Regions from separate parts of the Homo sapiens genome. Here region 1 is linked to region 2. The links are chromatin loops, found by intact Hi-C in ENCODE. Cell type or tissue: body of pancreas. All regions are shown on one strand. Links, peaks and the distances in the headings refer to the core of each region. The heading gives the core; the rest is flanking DNA. Region 1 overlaps CELSR1 (cadherin EGF LAG seven-pass G-type receptor 1). Region 2 overlaps CELSR1 (cadherin EGF LAG seven-pass G-type receptor 1).

Region 1 (9,900 bases), core at 3,330-8,329, 140 kb before region 2:
TTTTTTTTTTTTTTTTTTTTTGAGACGGAGTCTGGCTCTCTCGCCCAGGCTGGAGTGCAGTGGCATGATCTCGGCTCACTGCAAGCTCCGCTTCCCGGGTTCACGCCATTCTCCTGCCTCAGCCTCCCGAGTAGCTGGGACTACAAACGCCCACCACCACGACCGGCTACTTTTTTGTATTTTTAGTAGAGACGGGGTTTCACCATGTTAGCCAGGATGGTCTTGATCTCCTGACCCTGTGATCCGCCCACCTTGGCCTCCCAAATTGCTGGGATTACAGGCGTGAGCCACCGCGCCCGGCTTTTTTTTTTTTGAGATGGAGTCTCGCTCTGTCACCCATGCTGGAGTGCAATGGCGCAATCTCAGCTCACTGCAACCTCTGCCTCCCAGGTTCAAGTGATTCTCCTTCCTCAGCCTCCTGAGTAGCTGGGATTACAGGCATGCACCACCACACCTGGCTACTTTTTGTATTTTTAGTAGAGATGGGGTTTCACCATTTTGCCCAGGCTGGTCTCCAACTCCTGACCTCATGTGGTCTGCCTGTCCCGATCTCCCAAAGTGCTGGGATTACAGGTATGAGCCACTGTGCCCGGCCTCACAATCATTTTTCTAAGAGCATGGCCAAGGGGGGGCCGGGAGCCCACCTGCTTCACCCCATGGGGGCCTAGCTCTGGGGCACACCCCTGATGGTAGCAGGGTTCCACCCCCAACGCAGCCAGCGCCTTACTCATGTTGGCGGTGACGATGACGAAGGGCCGCAGGTACGTCCGCCGCACGTTGCGTGCCACGTTGCTGAAGTAGCCCTCGAGGCGCCGGAGCAGCTGTGCCGTGCCGCCCTCGCTCCGCTGGATCTGCTCCCACGCCGCCCTGGTGGCTGGGGCCAGGAGGGCGCTGCCCGAGTGGATGACGTCCTGGTCAGACAGACAGCACTCAGTACTCAGCCTGCGGAGGCCTGGCTCGTGGGACGGAGGGACACCTGCCCTGAAAGCCTTTGCTTGCCTAGTGGGCTCATTCATTCATTCCAGCCCTACACTTTAGACTGTGCTCTTTAATATTAGTTGTTTTTTGTTTTTTGTTGTTTTTTGTGTTTTTTTTTGAGACACACTTCCGCTCTTGTCGCCCAGGCTGGAATGCAGTGGTGTCATCTCGGCTCACTGCAACCTCCGCCTCCTGGGTTCAAGGAATTCTCTTGCTTCAACCTCCCGAGTAGCTGGGATTACAGGCACACATGTGCCACCACACCCGGCTAATTTTTGTATTTTTAGTAGAGACGGGGCTTCACCATGTTGGCCAGGCTGGTTTTGAACTCCTGACCTCAGGTGATTCACCTGCCTCGGCCTCCCAAAGTGCTGGGATTACAGGCGTGAGCCACCACGCCTGGCCTAGTTCCCAAATATTTTTTCAAAAAGTTTATCTTAAGAGGAATAAAAAAATGTTACTAAGCTCACAAAGTATATTAAAATCTAGAGAATTAAAGATGCTTCATATTCTTAGCTTAATTTACTAGATGTACAAGCACTGCTTAAATGCTTGGAAGGTCTGTTTGCTAGCCGAACAATTGAAATACAAAACAAAAAATCAACTACATGACATATATTAATTCCATTTAAAATACTTAGGGGAATTTCATGGTCTAAGTTTATAAATAGGATCAAACATTAATCAAAGTTGAATTCAAATAGATAAGGAAGTCTTTTTGTTTGTTTGTTTTGTTTTTGTTTTTTGAGACAGAGTTTCACTTTGTTGTCCAGCCTGGAGTGCAGTGGCACAGTCTTGGCTCACTGCAGCCTCTGCCTCCCGGGTTCAAGCAATTCTCGTGCCTCAGCCTCCCACCACCCCGCCCAGCTGATTTTTTTCATATTTTAGAAGAGACAGGGTTTCACCATGTTGCCCAGGCTGGTCTCGAACTCCTGGGCTCAGGCAATCTGCCCATCTCGGCCTCCCAAAGTGCTGGGATTACAGGCGTGAGCGACCGCGCCCGGCCAGAAGTCATTTTTTAATGTGTGATTTTCATAAATCCTGAACCCCATCAAATAAGCCAGAGAGACTGTGGGTGATTCAAATGTCAGAGGCTGGGACTCTGGCAGAGTGAGCCCTGCCAGGGGTTTTTCCACGTATACCCCAAGACGCTAAGGCAGGGAAGACATGTGGCGATGCCCCTGGTTATTACATCAGAACTCCTCCTGAACTCCACCAACCACGTCAAGCAGTGATGGAACCACCACAACCTGGGCTGCGCAGAGGTCCCACACTGAGGCCGCCGTGGACATGTGGACAGCTCCTCCGAGGGTGACCCTCAGCCTCTGTGCACCCCAGGGTCTGTGTGAAAGACTGGGTGGAGGCATGAGGCTGTGCTCAGGGGCTTGGGGACCACACCCAAGACAGAAACCAGGGCTGAGCACGGTTGCTCATGCCTGTAATCCCAACACTTTGGGTGGCTGAAGCGGGTGGATCACCTGAGGTCAGGAGTTCGAGACCAGCCTGGCCAACATGGTGAAACCCTGTCTCTACCAAAAATACAAAAATTAGCCGGGCGTGGTGGCGGGCGCCTGTAATCCCAGCTACTTGGGAGGCTGAGGCAGGAGAATTGCTTGAACCCGGGAGGTGGAGGTTGCAGTGAGCCAAGATCGCACCACTGCACTCCAGCCTGGACAACAGAGCAAGACCCCATCTTAAAAAAAAAAAGAAATAAAGAAAAAGAAACCAGAAAGGAAACTTGTTTGTGGAGTCACGCATGGAGAACAAACGCCACTGGCCCAACTCTCAGGCTGGGACTCAAATCCCAGCAAGGGGACCCTGCCTGGTCTCTGGCGGCCTTATGCAGACTAGAAGGTTCCATGGGGGCCCTGCATGGACTGGAGGCCCTTTGTGGATGAGGAGGTCCCTGAGGGCTCCGTGGGGATGGGTGGGAGGGACAGGGTGTCCCCCATGGGCTCTGTGTGGACAGGCACTCCTCTGGGGGTCCTGTCTGGACGAAGAGGCCTGCAGCAGAGCCACAACGAAACTTCTGGAGCCCCCGAAAGCAGTTTCCAAATATCAGGCTGCGTGAGTCCCCTCTGCATTCACCCTAAAACGATACTGCTCAGGGGATGACAACTTCCACACACACAGCCAGAGGGTTGAGGCGGAGGTGTGGCCCTCTGAAAGCAGGACCTCAGAGCTGCGGGTGGGAGTGGACATGGGGGCCCACTGCCGGGCCCTGCCCCTTACAAGCTGTGCCTTTGGGCAAACGCCTTAGCTCTCTGTGCCTCTGTTTCCTTACCTGTCAAATGGGTGGACGATACTCCATCACAGGCTGCATGGAAGGGAGAGGGGCTGATGCAGGTGGGCCACTTAGAATCCCTTAGAAGCCACTTAGATCACACTACAGGCACTACCAGGATCACCAGCAAGGCTGTGACCTGCATGTTTCCTTCCAGAACACTCCCTAACGCTCGTCGTCAGTTTAGTCAGGCACTGCACCCGCCAGGGCTCACATTTGAGAAATGAGGATGGGGATCCTGGACACAACCGTCTTCCACGAACTGAGGTAGACGCCCAGCCCCACAGCACCCACCCACGGGCATCCGAGTGTCCCCGAGTGTCCCCGAGCCAGGGTGGCGGCCACCCGCCTACCTCGTGAAAGTCGGCGTCCTGCGTGGCTGCCAGGTCGAAGCCCTGCTGCCAGCTCTCGTGCTGAAGGACGTGGCCCAGCAGCTGGTAGGCCGTGCGCACGTCATTGCCAAAGAGCGTGCCCGTGTGCTGTGTAGCACTGCGCAGCGCCCTCACCAGCTGCAGGGCCCTGGCGCCGTCCACCTGCGTCTCATTGCGGCTCAGCTTCTCATTCTGGAACAGGGAGGCAGTCGTGATGTGTGCAAACCCACTTCGGCCGCTTTCAGTCCCTGCTGTTACTCAGCAACTCACTACTGTCTGGTGCAAGTTTCCTTGTCAGAAAGGAACTTTAAAAAATCCAAAAGCCTGGCTGGGCATGGTGGCTCACGCCTGTAATCCCAGCACTTTGGGAGGCCAAGGCGGGTAGATCATTTGAGGTCAGGAATTCAAGACCAGCCTGTCCAATATGGTGAAAACCCGTCTCTACTCTCTATTTTGAAAATACTCTACTCTATGTCTCTATTTTAAAAATAAAAAAATTAGCAGGGTGTGGTGGTGGGCACCTGTAAGTCCCAACTACCAGGGAGGCTGAGGCAGAATCGCTTGAATCCGGGAAGCAGAGGTTGCAGCAAGCTGAGACCGTGCCACTGTCCTCTAGCTTAGGAGATAGAGTGAGACTCCATCTCCAAAAAAAGAAACAAAAAACAAAAAGCCCAAAAATGAGCACTGCTGACAGCTAGACCATGGAAACGAGGGTCTGGTGGGCCAAAGAGGGCTCAGAGAAAGATAGCGAGTGGGAGACGTGGGAACAAAAGCCATGAAATAGGGCAGGATCAGAGGGCAAATGGAGTCAAATGCAGGGACCCCGTGTTTTCAGAACCAAAGACACAGAGCTGGGTCCTCTGGGGGAGAGAAGTCCACGTGGGGGTGCCTGGCTCAGGTGCCAACACCCCGAAGTCCACAGGAACCTGCTGGCTCCAGGCTGCGGGCCCGTGGGGCTGTCCCTGCGCCATCCCAGCCGCCCCAACACTCCCCAGCCCAGGAGCCTCGGCCCACACAAACTCTCTCACGCATACACGAACACACACGTGCCCCTGCTGAACACACATCCCCGAGGCGCCCCTACCATGGCCCTGAGGTCCACGAAGGAGATGGTGGTACAGTTAAAGAGCTCTGGGGGCAGCCAGCCCTTCTCCCCGCTGCAGTGTCGGACCGCATTTCCTGGGGAAGGAGAGCAGGTGTGCAAAGCCTGAAACTCAAACTGTTGATCAATGCTTGTGTATTTCAATCCACAATCTGAATATACTTAAACCCAGAACACTGCGTGGTGGTTAGAACCCCATGGGGGCCAGGAGGTCGACACCAGCGCCCCTCTTTCATGTCAGGGCCACGGCCGAAGCTGCTCTGACACTGACAACCAGGCGTTTCGGGAGCCCAGCCAACAGGAGCCAGCACTTCCGAGCAAGTCCGTGAGGAAAGAAATCAGCAACACCATCTGCCGGCAGCCACGATCCCATGCACCAGGAATCCATTTCGGCTGGGCCTTTCCTTGCCTCACTGGATTTTCCAGACGCCCCTCACAGAGTGGACACAGTCAATGTCCCCATTTCACAGAGGTAACCCGATGCTATGAACAGTGAAGCCACTTGTCCCGGTGCCCCAGCCTGAGCGGCAGAGCAGGGACTGGCCGGGCCTGACTGGCGGGCGTCCCCACACGCGCTGCACTGTTCATGTTTCTGTTGCGCCCTCTGCCTGCTTTGTGTATTTCCTGGTAGGGAAAAGGCGATCGGATTTCTCCCCAGCACTTTGCCTGCGGATATTTTTTCAACACGAAACATTCCATGAGTCCCCACATCTCGACTGGCTCCTCCCACAAGGACGCCTGCCTCAGTTCCCTACACACAGGCCACGGCGACTCACCAACGGATCCCTTAGGGCATGGCACCGCAGCCGGCTGCCCGAACTTGGTCTGTGGCCACCAGATGCCGGCCTCAAATGCTTTGGGACAGCCATTGTAGATCACTGGGGTAGAGAAGAGAGAAGTCTGCTCAGCGGGGCACGCCACACCCACGACCACAAACAGGCACCACTGTCTGCATGCGCCTCCCTGCAGGAGGCCCTGCTCCCACCAAGAACCGAACCCTAGCATCTCCCCTGCCCCCATCCATGTCAGAGCTGGAGAGGGGTGACCAGGCTCTGACCCACACCCCCTCACGCAGAACCAGGTTTCTAGAAGGTCAAGAGAACTCAGAACACGAGGGAGCCCAGGGTCCCCCAAACACCCAGCGTGCATGCACACACGTGCACGCCAGTGCAGCAGCCTGTCCCCGCGCTGTAACCTGCAGGGTGTCGAGGGGCAACGCGGACCTTCACAGCCGAGCGTGGTGACCTCGGCAAACGGGTTGTCGCAGCGGTTGCACTGGCGGCCGATGACGCCGGGCTTGCAGGCACACTGCCCGGTGGCCATGTCGCAAGTGCGGCTGTGGGAGCCATGGGGGAAGCAGTCGCAGGGCAGACAGGTGTCCTGGGCTAGGAGCTTGTAGTAATTCTCCTGCAAAAGCCAGAGGCAGGGCCTGTGACTTCAGATGCCCGGGAGAGGCCCTACCTTGCAGCGTGTTTCCCGAGCGACGTCCAGACTCCCACCCGGGTGTGTGTGTTGGCCGCCAGCCATCCCACCCCTCATGGCTACCCTCTGCCCACATCCCACACCCAACGGGGGCTGCCTCCCAAGGCCCCACAAGGCCGGACCCAGGAGAGCAGTTCTTCCGGGAAGCACGCCCTCCCTCATGTCTTAACAAGTCTCAACAGTGGGCACCTTCGTATTTGTCCTAAAAAGAATCAGAGATCCAAATGGAGGCTTACGTATGGGGATAGCCCTTGGGCGTTTTTTTAAAGTTGTTTTGAAAAATTAGAAGCCACCTGAACGTCCACCATTGGGTGGGTCAGGGTGACAATCAAGAGCTTGTACTTCGGGTTCAGAAAGTCCTGGGTTCATGCCTGACCCTTGCCGTTTACCAGCTACATTGCCTGGGCTGGTCACCGGGACTCCCCAGGCCCAAGTAGCACCCCCTCAACCCCGCCCCGGAAAACGGGGCAGGCTGTGACCAGGCTGTGACTTGGGCAGACTCGTGAGCAACGTTCAGACCTGTGTGTCAGGTGGGGACTCCGACTGTGTGTAAAATGACAGTGAACGACAGGCCCAGAAGAGATGCTAAAACACTAACAATCACAGCTGGGAGGCGCATGGGGTGACTGCGATCTTTATGGGTTTTTATTACATTTTGTATAACTTTGTTTTTTTATTTTTTTGAGATGGGGTCTCACTGTGTTGCCCAGTCTGGAGTGCAGTGGTGCAGTCACAGCTCACTGCAGCCTCAACCTCCAGGGCTCAAGTGATCCTCCCACCTCAGCCTCCTGAGTAGCTGGGATCACAGGCAAGCATCAGCACGCTCAGCTAATGTTTTTATTTTTTGTAGAAATGGGAGTCTCACTATGTTGCCCAGGCTGGTCTTGAACTCCTGGGCTCAAGTAATCCCTCCTGCCTCGGCCTCCAGAGTAGCTGTGATTACAGGCATGAGCCACCACGCCCTGCCTATAACTTTGGATGAGAAAAAAATCGTAGGCAAGTTTTCGCCAATGCACTCCCCATGTTCTCTCTGCTCTGCCACCCACTATGCCACCACCGCCATCTGGTGACGTGTGGACCGACCCTGACCCAGGAGAGCTGTTTAATTTGAGCCTTTCAGGACACAAGTCCCATTTGCTGTTGGAACCACCGCAGGCACTGGGGGGGGACACTACTGACATCACGAGATGGCATCCAAGGGTGCCCTGGTACCAGCTTCCCTCCTAGGGCCAGCCGCATCTGCAGGAAGCTCACGTCCCTCGCCCAGGCTCCTGTTACCCTCAGACCTAACATTTGGGTTTCAAGTCACTGTGAGCGCCATGGCCGTGGTGTACACGAAGATCCTGAAGGAGGTGATGTATCCTGAGAGGGCTGGGGAGGGGTCCCTAGAGTCTGCACTGAGAACGCGTGTGCATTTCTGGAGACACGAGATGTGAGCTCCGTGCTGCATGCAGGTTAGGACTGACCGCCCTGGACAGGCGTGGGGCATAACGCACTTAGTGACACTTTCTATTTTAAAACTGCTGTCATCATGGGACACCAGCTTGGTAAAGACCAGGAAAATGGCCAGGCACGGTGGCTCACGCCTGTAATCCCAGCACTCTGGGAGGCTGAGGCGGGCGGATCACCTGAGGTCAGGAGTTCAAGACCAGCCTGGCCAACATGGTGAAATCCTGTCTCTACTAAAAATACAAAAATTAGCTGGGCATGGTGGTGGGCGCCTATAATCCCAGCTACTCAGGAGGCTGAGGCAGAAGAATTGCTGGAACCCGGGAGGCGGAGGCTGCAGTGAGCCGAGATCGCACCACTGCACTCCAGCCTGGGCGACACAGCGAGACTCTGTCTCAAAAAAAAAAAAAAAAAGACCAGGAAAATGGCCAACCAGGAGGCCAGGAGGGCCGGGGTGGTGCCATAGATGAGCCAGCCCTCAGAAACGGGTGGGCTTCCCACAGCCATGGGCAGTAGGCCGGGAGGAGGCAGGGATTCCTGTTCCACGGGCGGGGGCTGGCAGGGCTGAACCCGTAGTTTACACGTGGAAAGCAGCCATGGAGTATTCACAGAGCACGGGGGAGCAGCAAGGAAACCAAAAACCACATCTGTACACAAATGTGATGTGAGTGGGCACAGGTGTGTGTGCAGGGGTGTGAGTGTGTACCGACAGGGTATGTGAAGGCGTGTGTGTATTTAGGGGCAGCTGTGCATGTGTGTGAGCAAACACAGCATGCAGGGATCATGGGGGCGGGGCCTCACCTTGCATTGGCACTGGCCGTTGGTCTTATTACAGTCGGGATCAAAGCCTTTGCTGACGGCACAGTGGCAGGGTCCACAGACGGGGTTCCCCCACCAGCCTCTGGGGCACGGAAGGTCGAGTCTGTGGGGAAAATAAGAGGGCAGCTGGAAGGTTTATGTAACTGTGCTTTCTGGAATGAGAAGAGGCCTGCAGGCAGCATGGAGATGGTTGCCCAGGAGGCCTGGCTGGGTCCAGCTCTGGGAGCTTCCCCTTCCACGTTACATGGCCTCAGTCTCCCCTCTACCGGCTCCCAACCTCACCCCCCACCCACAGATCCACCATGCCCAAAGCGACTGGGATGACATCTCTGTCCACCGTGTGCCCCACGTCCACATGATGCCTGACTCATTGGGGCTTAATGACAATGAACCCCCACTGCAAGGCTGGCCTTTCACGATGCAGCCCCAGGCAGACTGAGCTCAGCTGCCTGGCACAACTTCTCAAAGTGGTCTTGGGGTGAATGCCAGCATGAGATGCCCGCAGGAAGCTCCTAAACAGGGAGTTTTGTAGCTTTTGTTGTCCCCCAGGTCCCCTGGCCCCCAGACCCACAGATGCTCAGGGCAGCCATGCCCTGGTGTAGCATGCCCCTTAGGACGGCGGCATGCGCCCGTGCACTCGGAATCCAGCAGAAGCCAGTCCTGCCTCCCTGAGCCTCCCCCGGCAGAGAGCAACAGACACTGAAGATGAGCAACACTGCAGGGACAAAGCCAGGCCTCCGAGGTGCTGGCCGCTGCTGTGCATGAGTCTCCCTACCTGTTCCTGACAGGGCTGCACCTGCGCAGTCACCTGAAGGCCCACCTGCCTGCAACGGCCCCGCCCGAGTGTCCTGCGGGCTCCTGCAATCCCCCCTGGCTAACCAAGTTCCCTCCACCCAGCTGCCAGCCTCTAGCATTCACTCACTTGGCGAGCAAGTATTAAGGACTGTGTACAAATCAGGGTCATAAAGACAACCAGGCCAGAGATAGAGTCTGGCGTTTATGGATGTGTGTGTGCAGCGTGGGGGCCCCAGAACCTTCATCCCCCTGCAGCAGTGGTGACTGTGGCGCCGGGCATGGAGATGCTGGATCAGCCTCTTGGCAACTCCCCCTGCTCCAAGCTGTGCTCCATGCGGCAGGTGGGGGTTCCCTAAGACCAGGTCCTGCCACTTTAGTGCTGGGCCCCCACGGCCTCCACACAGCCGAATTCTGTTCCTGGCTTGCGGGCCCACCTCTGTCCCCACCCAGGCCTCTCTAGATCAGCCTCATCCCCTTACTCCTCTCCAGCTTGGCTCTGTTGCTTTCGCTCCCAGAATGCCCTCCCGCTTCAGCCACACTGGCTCCCACCTCCCTCTCCACTCCCAGGGCACCTCCGCGGCGCTCTCCCTGGCATCACATCTTGCTGATATCCAAGAATG
Region 2 (9,900 bases), core at 1,539-6,538:
TCCCCAGTCTGGACCTGCACACACAATCAACTTCAGGACACTCTCAAAGACGCCCAGCCACACGGGGCCAAAAATGGCCTCACGTCTTCTCACCAAAGCCGATTCCCGGTAAGGACTCTGGCTCAGGGAACGAACCTCTCTCAGTTTCACTCTCATCCTCCCAGAGCCAGTTTTTTCTGGAAGGCACAGACAGGGAACATGCCTTAGGAGCTGCCCGGTCCAGGTTCAAATCCCACTGCTGCCATCACAAGCTGGTGCCCTGGGAGCCCTGTCCTTGGTTTGCTCATCTCTAGGATGGAGGTGGCGACGGTACTTTCCATACCACAGTGTGGCGGCTGGAAAACTGCAAGCGATGGGGCCTGCAGAGCCTGGGAGGGTTCCCGGCACATGGAGCACATCGGCTGAGATGTGTCTGACCATCTAAGCTGGCAAAGCCCTCCTCAGCCACCCCCATGCTGGAGCAAGCATGATGTCCCCAGCTTCCCTCCCCTCCACTCTCACCGCCCAGCAGCTGGGACATGGGACCCAGCTCTTGCCTAAATCCTCCCGAGGGGGCCCACCAAACCCTCCACAGTCAGCCCTCTCTCGACCCGGGGGATCCATCTGACTCCCGGTCTCCCTGCCCATCACACACTGCACACGTCCAGGGGGGTAGAGAAGAGTCCCAGCCCGCCCTTGCCTGCACCTGGTGTCACCACTCTACCCCTGAGCTCAGCCCCCTTGCTCATCGGATGGTCCATCTCCACCCAGCCGCAGAAGTCAGGACCACACTGGCTCTCCCGGCTTTCGCACACAGCAGGTGCTCAATAAACAAACCAACACTCCTTATTTCTGAGGCAGTGTTTCTCAAGGTATGAGCAAGCCACTGTCTCCAGACTTATCAGAGCTCTGAAATGGTTAACTCATTGCCAAAAGCACTGAACTCTCCTGGGAAGGTTTGACACTGGCAGAATCCTGCTTGGCCACTGAAGCAATTTAAGATGGTCCGACCCAGGCTGGGAGCGGTGGCTCACGCCTGTAATCCCAGCATTTTGGGAGGCTGAGGCGGGCGGATAGCCTGAGGTCAGGAGTTGGAGACCAGCCTGGCCAGCATGGTGAAACCCCATCTCTACAAAAATACAAAAATTAGCCAGGCATGATGGCGGGTACCTATAATCCCAGCTACTTGGGAAGCTGAGGCAGCTGAGGCAGGAGAATCACTTGAACCCGGGAGGCAGAGGTTGCAGTGAGCCAAATCATGCCATTGCACTCCAGCCTGGGAGACAGAGCAAGACTGTCTCAAAAAAAAAAAAAAAAAGGTCCGATCCTTCCCTACCCTGTGAGTTCCAGAAAAGCACGCTGCCATGCATCCAGACAATGCCTGAACAGTAGCCCGCCCCTACTTCCTTCTTTGCAATCGTCTGTTTAAAAGCCACTGCAATATCCTGTATTTAACTAGGCAAACACTTAGGGAAGCTTTATCAAGCCTAGACGACTTTATACCATCCACTCTCCACCAAAGTCAACGGCGAGAAGGTTACTCAATCCTGTTATTTCACCGAGTTTCAGTATTTTCTGACATGCCTGAATGACTCATCCGCCAATCATTCTCACCCACAAACGCCACTTTCCTACATCCATGGGTCTGCAACACACACAGCAGGAGAGGCAGGGACATCGCCTTTCTCCCAAGCTCCGCATTCTGCAACAAGAGGCCTACAGCCCTGCACCCACGGACACACACTCAAAGTGAATTAAAAATGACGTGGCCCGGCCACAGATGACTGGAGAAAAGAAATGTGGTACATATATACCATGGTGTACTATTCCACTATAAAAAAGAATGAGGCCAGACGCGGTGGCTCACGCCTGTAATCCCAGCACTTTGGGAGGCTGAGGCGGGCGGATCACGAGGTCAGGAGATCGAGGCCATCCTGGTTAACACGGTGAAACCCTGTCTCTACTAAAAATACAAAAAAATCAGCCGGGCGTGGTGGCGGGCGCCTGTAGTCCCAGCTACTCGGGAGGCTGAGGCAGGAGAACGGCGTGAACCCGGGAGGCGGAGCTTGCAGTGAGCTGAGATCGCGCCACTGCACTCCAGCCTGGGCGACAGAGCGAGACTCTGTCTCAAAATAAAATAAAATAAAATAAAATAAAATAAAAATAAAAAAGAATGAGATCCTGGGCCGGGCACAGTGGCTCACGCCTATAATCCCACCACTTTGGGAGGCCAAGGCAGGTGGATCACGAGGTCAGGAGATCGACACCATCTTGGCTAACACGGTGAAACCCCGTCTCTACTAAAAATACAAAAAAATTAGCTGGGTGTGGTGGCGGGTACCTGTAGTCCCAGCTACTCAGGAGGCTGAGGCAGGAGAATGGTGTGAACCCAGGAGGCGGAGCTTGCAGTGAGCCGAGATGGTGCCACTGCACTCCAGCCTGGGCAGCAGAGTGAGACTCCATTTCAAAAAAAAAAAAGAATGAGATCCTGTCATTTGCAACAACCTGGATGGAACTGGAGGTCATTATGTTAAGTGAAATAAGCCAGGCACAGAAAAACAAATATCCCACGTTCACACTTGCTTGTGAGATCTAAAAATCAAAGCAATTGAACTCATGGGGACAGAGAATAGAAGAATGGTTACCAGAAGCTGGGAAGGGGGTAGCAGGAGGAAGGTGGATGGTCAATGGGTACAAAAAAATAGCTAAAAAAATGAATAAGGCCAGGCACAGTGGCTCACGCCTGTAATCCCAGCCCTTTGGGAGGCCAAGGCAGGCAGATCACTTGAGGTCAGGAGTTCGAGACCAGCCTGGCCAACATGGTGAAACCTTGTCTCTAAGAAACATACAAAAATTAGCTGGGTGTGGTGGCGTGCACCTGTAATCCAATGTACTCAGGAGGCTGAGGTAGGATAATCACTTGAACCCAGGAGGTAGAGGTTGCAGTGAGCCGAGATCATGTCACTGCACTCTAGGCTGGGAGATACAGTGAGACTCCATCTCAAAAAAAAAAAAAGAATAAGACCTAGTATTTAGCCCAACAGTGAGACTACAGTCAATAATAATTTAATTGTACATTCAAAAATAACTAAAAGAGTATAATTGGACTGTTTATAACACAAAGGATAAATGCTTGAGGGGATGGAGACCCCATTCTCCATGATGTGATCATTACACATTGCATGCCTGTGCCAGAATATCTCATGTACCTCATAAATACATACATCTAACCAGGCACAGTGGCTCATGCCTATAATTTCAGCACTTTGGGAGGCCAAGGCAGATGGATCACTTGAGCTCAGAGGTTGGAGACCAGACTGAATAACATAGTGAGACCTTGTCTCTATTACAAATAATTAAAAAAAAAATCAGCCAGGTGTGGTGGTGCAATGAGCTGAGATCAAGGCTGACATGAATCGTGATCATGCCACTGCACTCCAGCTGGGGCAAGAGAGCAAGACCCTGTCTCATACACACACACACACATATATATATACACACACATAAATTTGTGTATATAATTTATATATAATTCATTATAACATATATTATATATTATATATAATTCATTATATATAAATTGTTTTTCAAAAATAAAAATAAAACAAAGAATGTCAATGTTTCTGAAAGACCACTGTCCAGAAAGAAGGCAGAGCACATTCAAGGCTTGAGTTGTCCACTGGGTCATCAGCCACGTTGCCCTGAAAAACGCAAACACAGCCTTTATACAAGCTCATAATAAAAAGTTCCTATCACAGAATTTAAAATCTCATTCAAAAACTATCGCAAAAAATGAACATCTTGTATCGCTGGATGTCATTCAAAACTGGCAGCTATTTGAATTTCACTATCTTCTGACTTCAAAAAATTTTCAAAAAATGTTTTCTCCTTGGTGGGCTACATAAAACCACCAACAACTATCTAGTCACAGTCACAGTGTTCAACCCCACGCCAGGCTAAATGAACTGCCCCCACCACGTGGGCCTTCCCAGGCCCTGCCCTCCGATGCGCTCCTCCCTCCTGGGCTCCTCTGCTGAAAGCTGGCAGCCCTTCCTGGAATGGCTCCCACTAAACGTAGTCGATGGCTGGCCTGTTGCATACAGCACCTCCAGGCTGGTCATATTGCATCAAAGGCTTTAGGGCATGGCTGTAAATCCTGGGGAAGCAACAACACTCCATTGAAAACAGTGGATGAGTTTGAAACCACCGCTTCCCCGCATTGTTCCTTAATAAAACCTCCAGATAATTCAAGGGCTGATCTTTTTGTTTGGTCTGTTTTCTATCCGGTGCTTTGCTGTCTGGAACCATAGATCTTATAGTCAATAGTGATTTACTTATTTGGAGCATTAAATCCTAGTCGAATGGTCTGAGATTTCTGCGCATCCTTTTATTTATTTATTTATTTATTTATTTATTTATTTATTTTGAGACAGTCTCACTCTGTCACCCAGGCTACAGTGCAGCAGTGGGATCTCGGCTCACTGCAACCTCCGCCTCCCAGATTCAAGCAATTTTCCTGCCTCAGCCTCCCGAGTAGCTGGGACTACAGGTGCTCGCCACCACACCAGGCTAATTTTTGTATTTTTAGCAAAGACAGAGTTTCACCATGTTGGCCAGGTTGGTCTTGAACTCCTGACCTCAGGTGATCCACCTGCCTCGGCCTCCCACAGTGCTGGGATTACAGGCATGAGCCACTGCGCCTGGTCATATGCCTGCTTTAAAGCACCCATTTGACCCTGGAATAATTCAGTTTAGCAACTAATTCGTCAAAAATGTTCTCCAAAGGAAGAGAGGGGAATGCGAAGAGCGGGCTGCTTTCTGCGGATCGTGGTTTAACGCCGAGTGCCCCCCACTGGCTGTGCAGTCCTGAGAAGGCCACTCAACACCCCAGGGCCTCAGTGTCTGCATCTGTAAAATGAGCAGCAGCATGACACCACTCAGCTCCCGGTTACCAGGGAAACACATGAGAGCGCAAATAAAAGAGTAAAGAAAACCGCCTGCTGGAACCCAGTCAAAGGTAACCACTGTCATCCGGGTGTGTGTTGGGGCGGTGGTGGTCTGGGGGGTGGTGTGGATGCATGAGGACACAGCACCTGATTTACACGAGAGTACGAGTGTGTCCACAAAGGAGCAGAGCCAATAACTGGATGACTGAGACTGGATGACTACATAGTGTGGAGCCCCCAGCCCATTTTCAACTGTGGTCTAAGCTGCGCCCCAGGTGAGACAGCTCTCAGGAACCAACCTCCTTGGAAGGGAATCCATCCTAAACCCTGCTGTCTGGCTAACAGCGGGGGGGCCCACATTACTGATACCACAGACACACAAAACATCCCTGCCCCCAGCATGGATCTGTTCCCACTATCTCGTCCCTCATTAAATCTAAACCCTATTATTGGGCCAAGTCATTTTTAAATAGGCCAAATTTCCCATTGTGCTTTATCTATAAGATAAAGTGGTATAGAAGAAAAACTTCCTAAGAATATCCATAACCCCGGTTAATTCGCCCTTAAGGGCCTATTCCATATTCTCTACACGTTTACAATCTCACAAACCTAAAATATTCACCGACAAATAGACTGTACTGCCAAAATTGTGCGGAAGGTTTGTATTATACCAAAACTGAACCTGTAAGTTTCACATCTTATAAGCAAACTGTAACTGGAAGCTGTTAGCTATCCAACCCTTCCTATATTACAGAATAACAGCCAACCTTGGAAACGAAACAAATCAGAAAGTTAACTTTTTAATTATTCCAGGGCTCCTGTGGCAAAGTTGTATCCTAATAACTCACTGTTTAAACAATTTCTCTGAAACACTGACTCAAACAGCCAGCCAATCTGAGCTCTTCTTGGCAGTAGTTTGGGCTTATAAATAAGGTCACCTGCCTGCACCAGCATCCTTGGATGCACGGTCAGGCAAACCTCAAAGAGCCACTGGGGGACCTTTACTGTTCCCCCAGGCCCCTCGAAGTTCTTCTCTCTCTTCTGTGTCTCCCAATTCCAACACTTTCTATTAGTCCCCCTCCCCAGCACCGCAGACCAGCCCCGGCACACAGGGTCAGAGGCATAGAGGACCGGCCAAACTTCTGACTGCTGAGCCAAGGTTTCCTCTCCCTCCTGTTCACCTCCAGCCCCAGAGCAGGTGAGCGAGGTGCCCACACTGGCTCCACCACTAACTGGGCAGGCCTCTTCAACAGCACCCAAATTACAAGCCCGCATCCAGGAGCAGAAGCCAAGATCAAATGAGGCTATGCTTTTCAAAGAGCTTGCACAAAGCCCTACACACCTAAGCCCGACTGTTATTATCTGCAGGAGACAGAAAAGCCAGACCAAGGGAACACCGGCTGCATTATAGGGTGACTCAGGGACCCATCTGACAATTCCAACGGTCCCACCCTGGAATTAATTGGCACTGGGAAGGGGCAGTGACCTCTGATCTTCCCAGAGAGCCCTGTGGCTGGCTGACGAAAGAGCATCTCCAAGCAAATCCTGTGACCCAGATCACCTGGAGGCCACTTTTTAATAGCTGTACTCAGGAGCCACTAGCCTGCTGAGGAAGGCGCTGATCCCCGGTCTTGAACTTGGGAGAACCGCAGGCCTGCTCCCAGGAAAATGCTGACGGAAGCGGCGCGGTGCCTCTCCCCCTCGCTGGGCCTAGGCCGGGCGCCCACCCCCAGCATCCAACCGGCGGCAACAAATCCTTGCAGAGTTGCCCGGGCCCGGCCCAATTGCGCCCCGGCATGCCAGGCGGAGCCCTTGGCGGGTTCCTGAGGCTCTCCAGGAGGCCCATCAGGAGCTACTCCTCCCACCCCGACGGCCACTCACCAGACACAGACACCTCCATGAGCGCCTCCAGCGGCCGGTTGTTGTCCAGGTCGCGGCTGAGCTGCAGTTCGCCCGTGGCGGGGTCCAGCAGCAACAGGCGCAGCTCGTTGCCCTGCACGAAGGTGTAGTTGAGGCTGTCTGACACGTCGGGGTCATGGGCCGGGATGCAGCCGATCACGCCGGTGGGGAAACTGTTGGACTTGTTGGTGACATAGTTGTTGAAGAGGATCTGGAAGTCGGGCAGCACAGGCGGGTTGTCATTCTGGTCCACGAGAAGGATGTGCACCGTGGCTCGGCTCACCAGCGGAGCCGACGTGGCCTGCACCACCAGCACATACTCCCGCCGGACCTCAAAGTCCAGCTCCACCATGGCACGCAGGTCCCCGTTGAGCAGGTCCAGCTGGAAGAAATGCCGCATGTCCCCTTCCACAATCTGATACATGATCTGGGCATTAGGGCCTTCATCAGGGTCGTTAGCACGAATCTTTGCCACCACCGACCCCACTGGGTTGTTCTCCTCAACAAACAGCTCCAGTTCGTCCTTCTCAAACATGGGGGCATTGTCATTAATGTCCAAGATGGTCACCTGGATTTCTACCGAGGCGCTAAGGGGAGTGGGACTGCCCCGATCCACAGCCAGAGCCCAAAGGTTGTACACGGCCACATTCTCCCGGTCCAGCCGGCGCTGGGTGCGAATCACACCGGACGTGGGCTCGATGTAGAAGTCCCCATCGCCGTCGTCCCCACCCTGGAAGGTGTACAGCAGACGCCCATTGGGACCTGAGTCCCGGTCCGTGGCAGAGACCTGGAGGATGCTGGTCGAGGGTGGAGCATCCTCAAAGATGGAACCCTGGTAGAAATCCCACAGGAACTGGGGTGCATTGTCATTGGCATCGAGGATGAGGATCTCTAGGGTGGTGGTGTCTGATTTCTGCGGGATGCCGTTGTCCTGGGCCATGATGGTCAGCGTGTAGGCGACCTGGTTCTCATAGTCCAGCTCCATCATGGTGTACATGGTGCCACTGTCGGGGTCAATGCGGAACTGCGGCACGGGGTCCTGAATCACGTAGGTGATGCGGGCATTCTCTCCTGTGTCCTCATCGTTGGCACTGAGGGTAGCAATGGAGGTGCCCACAGGCCTGTCCTCACTGACACTCACTGTGTAATGGGAGCTCTGAAAGACAGGCCTGTGGGTGTTGGCATCAGTGACGTTGATTAGGACATGCGCAGTGTGCGACCGTGTGCCGTCGGATGCTGTCACCGCCAGCACGTACTGCTGCTCCTGCTTGTAGTCCAGAGGTAGCGCCAGGGTGATGAGGCCGCCCCCTCTCTGGCTGCTGAGTGCAAAGCGGTTCCGGGTGTTGCCGCCTGTGAGCTGGTAGGTAATCACACTGTTGGCGTCACGGTCGCGGGCCTGCAGGGTCAGCACGCTGCTCCCCACGGCCGCATCCTCATTCAGACGAAGCTCGTAGGTGGGCTGCGTGAACACCGGGTCGTTGTCATTCACGTCCAGCACCGTGATGGACACGCTGGTGGAGGAGCTCATGGGGGGCGAGCCGTGGTCCACCGCCTCCACCCCGAAGCTGTAGTGCTCCACCTCCTCGCGGTCCAGCTCGGCACACACTGTGATCCAACCGGAGCTGTTGTGGATCTGGAAGGGGAAGTCAGGGGTGGGGGCAGGATTCTTAGGCCCAGCGCTGCCGCCCCCCAGAAAGGTGGAGGCCGTGTCCACCAGGCGATAGTGCAGCCGGGCGTTCTCTCCAGAGTCCGCGTCCACCGCCTGAATGTGCACCACGGGGTAGCCCAGGGGCACATTCTCCAGCACCGTGGCCTGGAAGGGGCTGCTCACAAAGATAGGCTCGTTGTCGTTGACATCCAGCACCTGCACAGACACCACCCCTGAAGAATTGATGAGCGGGGGCCGGCCCCCATCCTGGGCCTTAATGCTCAGCGAGTATTTCTGGACATCCTCGAAATCCAAGGGGTTGATCACATCCAGGATCCCGCTCAGCGAGTGCAGGTAGAACTGGCCGGCCACGTTCCCGCTGAGGATGCTGTAGTGAATGGCCGCGTTCTGGCCCTGGTCCCGGTCCGTGGCCTGCACTCGCAGCACAGCCGTGTTGAGCCCCACGTCCTCGGGCACCTGGACCACGTAGTTCTGCTCGCTGAACTGGGGGTAGTTGTCGTTCTCGTCCTCCACCTCGATGTACACGGTGGCCGTGGCACTGAGCGGGCCCGGATTGCGCCCCTGGTCGTTGGCCTCCACCAGGAGCTGGTACTCGGCCGCCTCCTCCCGGTCCAGCACCGCCCGTGTGCTCACCACGCCAGAGCTCTCGTTGAGCTGGAAGACGTCCCACGCGCCCCCCAACACGCGGTAACGCAAGTTGGCGTTGATGGGCGAGTCGCGGTCGCTGGCGCGGATGGTCAGCACCTCGTAGCCCACCTCCAGGTTCTCCCGCACGCGCTCGCGGTACTCCGACTGCTCGAAGACCGGGCTGTGGTCGTTGGTGTCTTTGACCAAGACAGTGATGTAGGTGGTGGCCGAGCGCGGCGGCGTACTGTAGTCCACGGCTTTCACCCTGAGGACGTGCGTCTCCTTGGTCTCGCGGTCCAGTACGCTGTCCGTGCTCACGGCGCCCGTGGCAGAGTCGATTCGGAAGTAGCCCCGGGAGCGCTCGTCGAACAGCCCCTCCATGTAATAGCTCACGCGCTCCTCCTCGCCCTCGATGGTGTAGTGCGCGTGCAGCTGGAGGATGAGGGTGCCCGCCGGTTCGTTCTCAAACAACGCCACCTGGTAGTTGGGCATCGGAAACTTCAGGCTCCCTCTGCCGCTCGTGCCCCGCCGGGCCCGTCGCGCCGGCCCCGCCCGGGCTTCGGGCAAGTTCGGCGGCAGGGGCGGCGATGGGGATGGCGACGCGGAGGGCGTCCCCGCGGTGGCGGCCTCCAGCGCCAGTCCCACCCGGACGGCGCCAGCCGCGCGCCGCAGGGCGCACAGCAGACGCAGGCGGACCGAGCCGCCCGGCGGCAGGCAGATGGGACGGCCGGGACAGCGGGGCCTGGGGCGCGGCGGGCAGCGGCAGGCGGGTAAGGTGGT

The links. Peaks named below come from ENCODE experiments on the same cell type or tissue, not always from the same donor. Only the 100,000 strongest peaks of a DNase experiment are listed, where the experiment ranks them.
Region 1: it touches region 2 in a loop (2.3-fold over the local background); 7 of 110 quality-filtered maps call a loop at or near these places.

The regions. Positions count from the first base shown.
Region 1 is chr22:46,385,675-46,395,574 of GRCh38, forward strand. It overlaps CELSR1 (cadherin EGF LAG seven-pass G-type receptor 1), which reads right to left. Exons shown (of 35, transcript NM_001378328.1): 14 at 8,468-8,588; 15 at 5,959-6,142; 16 at 5,512-5,613; 17 at 4,718-4,812; 18 at 3,616-3,825; 19 at 728-911. Among named protein-coding and RNA genes, the nearest start is that of TRMU, 55 kb to the left of the region's middle. RefSeq lists enhancers at 467-1,666, 5,632-6,454. In body of pancreas, for the core only: a CTCF peak has its summit at 5,285; DNase peaks (open chromatin) are centred at 5,047 and 5,327; H3K27ac peaks cover 1,129 bases.
Region 2 is chr22:46,526,821-46,536,720 of GRCh38, forward strand. It overlaps CELSR1 (cadherin EGF LAG seven-pass G-type receptor 1), which reads right to left. Exons shown (of 35, transcript NM_001378328.1): 1 at 6,807-9,900. Among named protein-coding and RNA genes, the nearest start is that of CELSR1, 5.8 kb to the right of the region's middle. RefSeq lists an enhancer at 1,396-1,897. In body of pancreas, for the core only: no CTCF peak of the experiment used is centred there; a DNase peak (open chromatin) is centred at 4,031.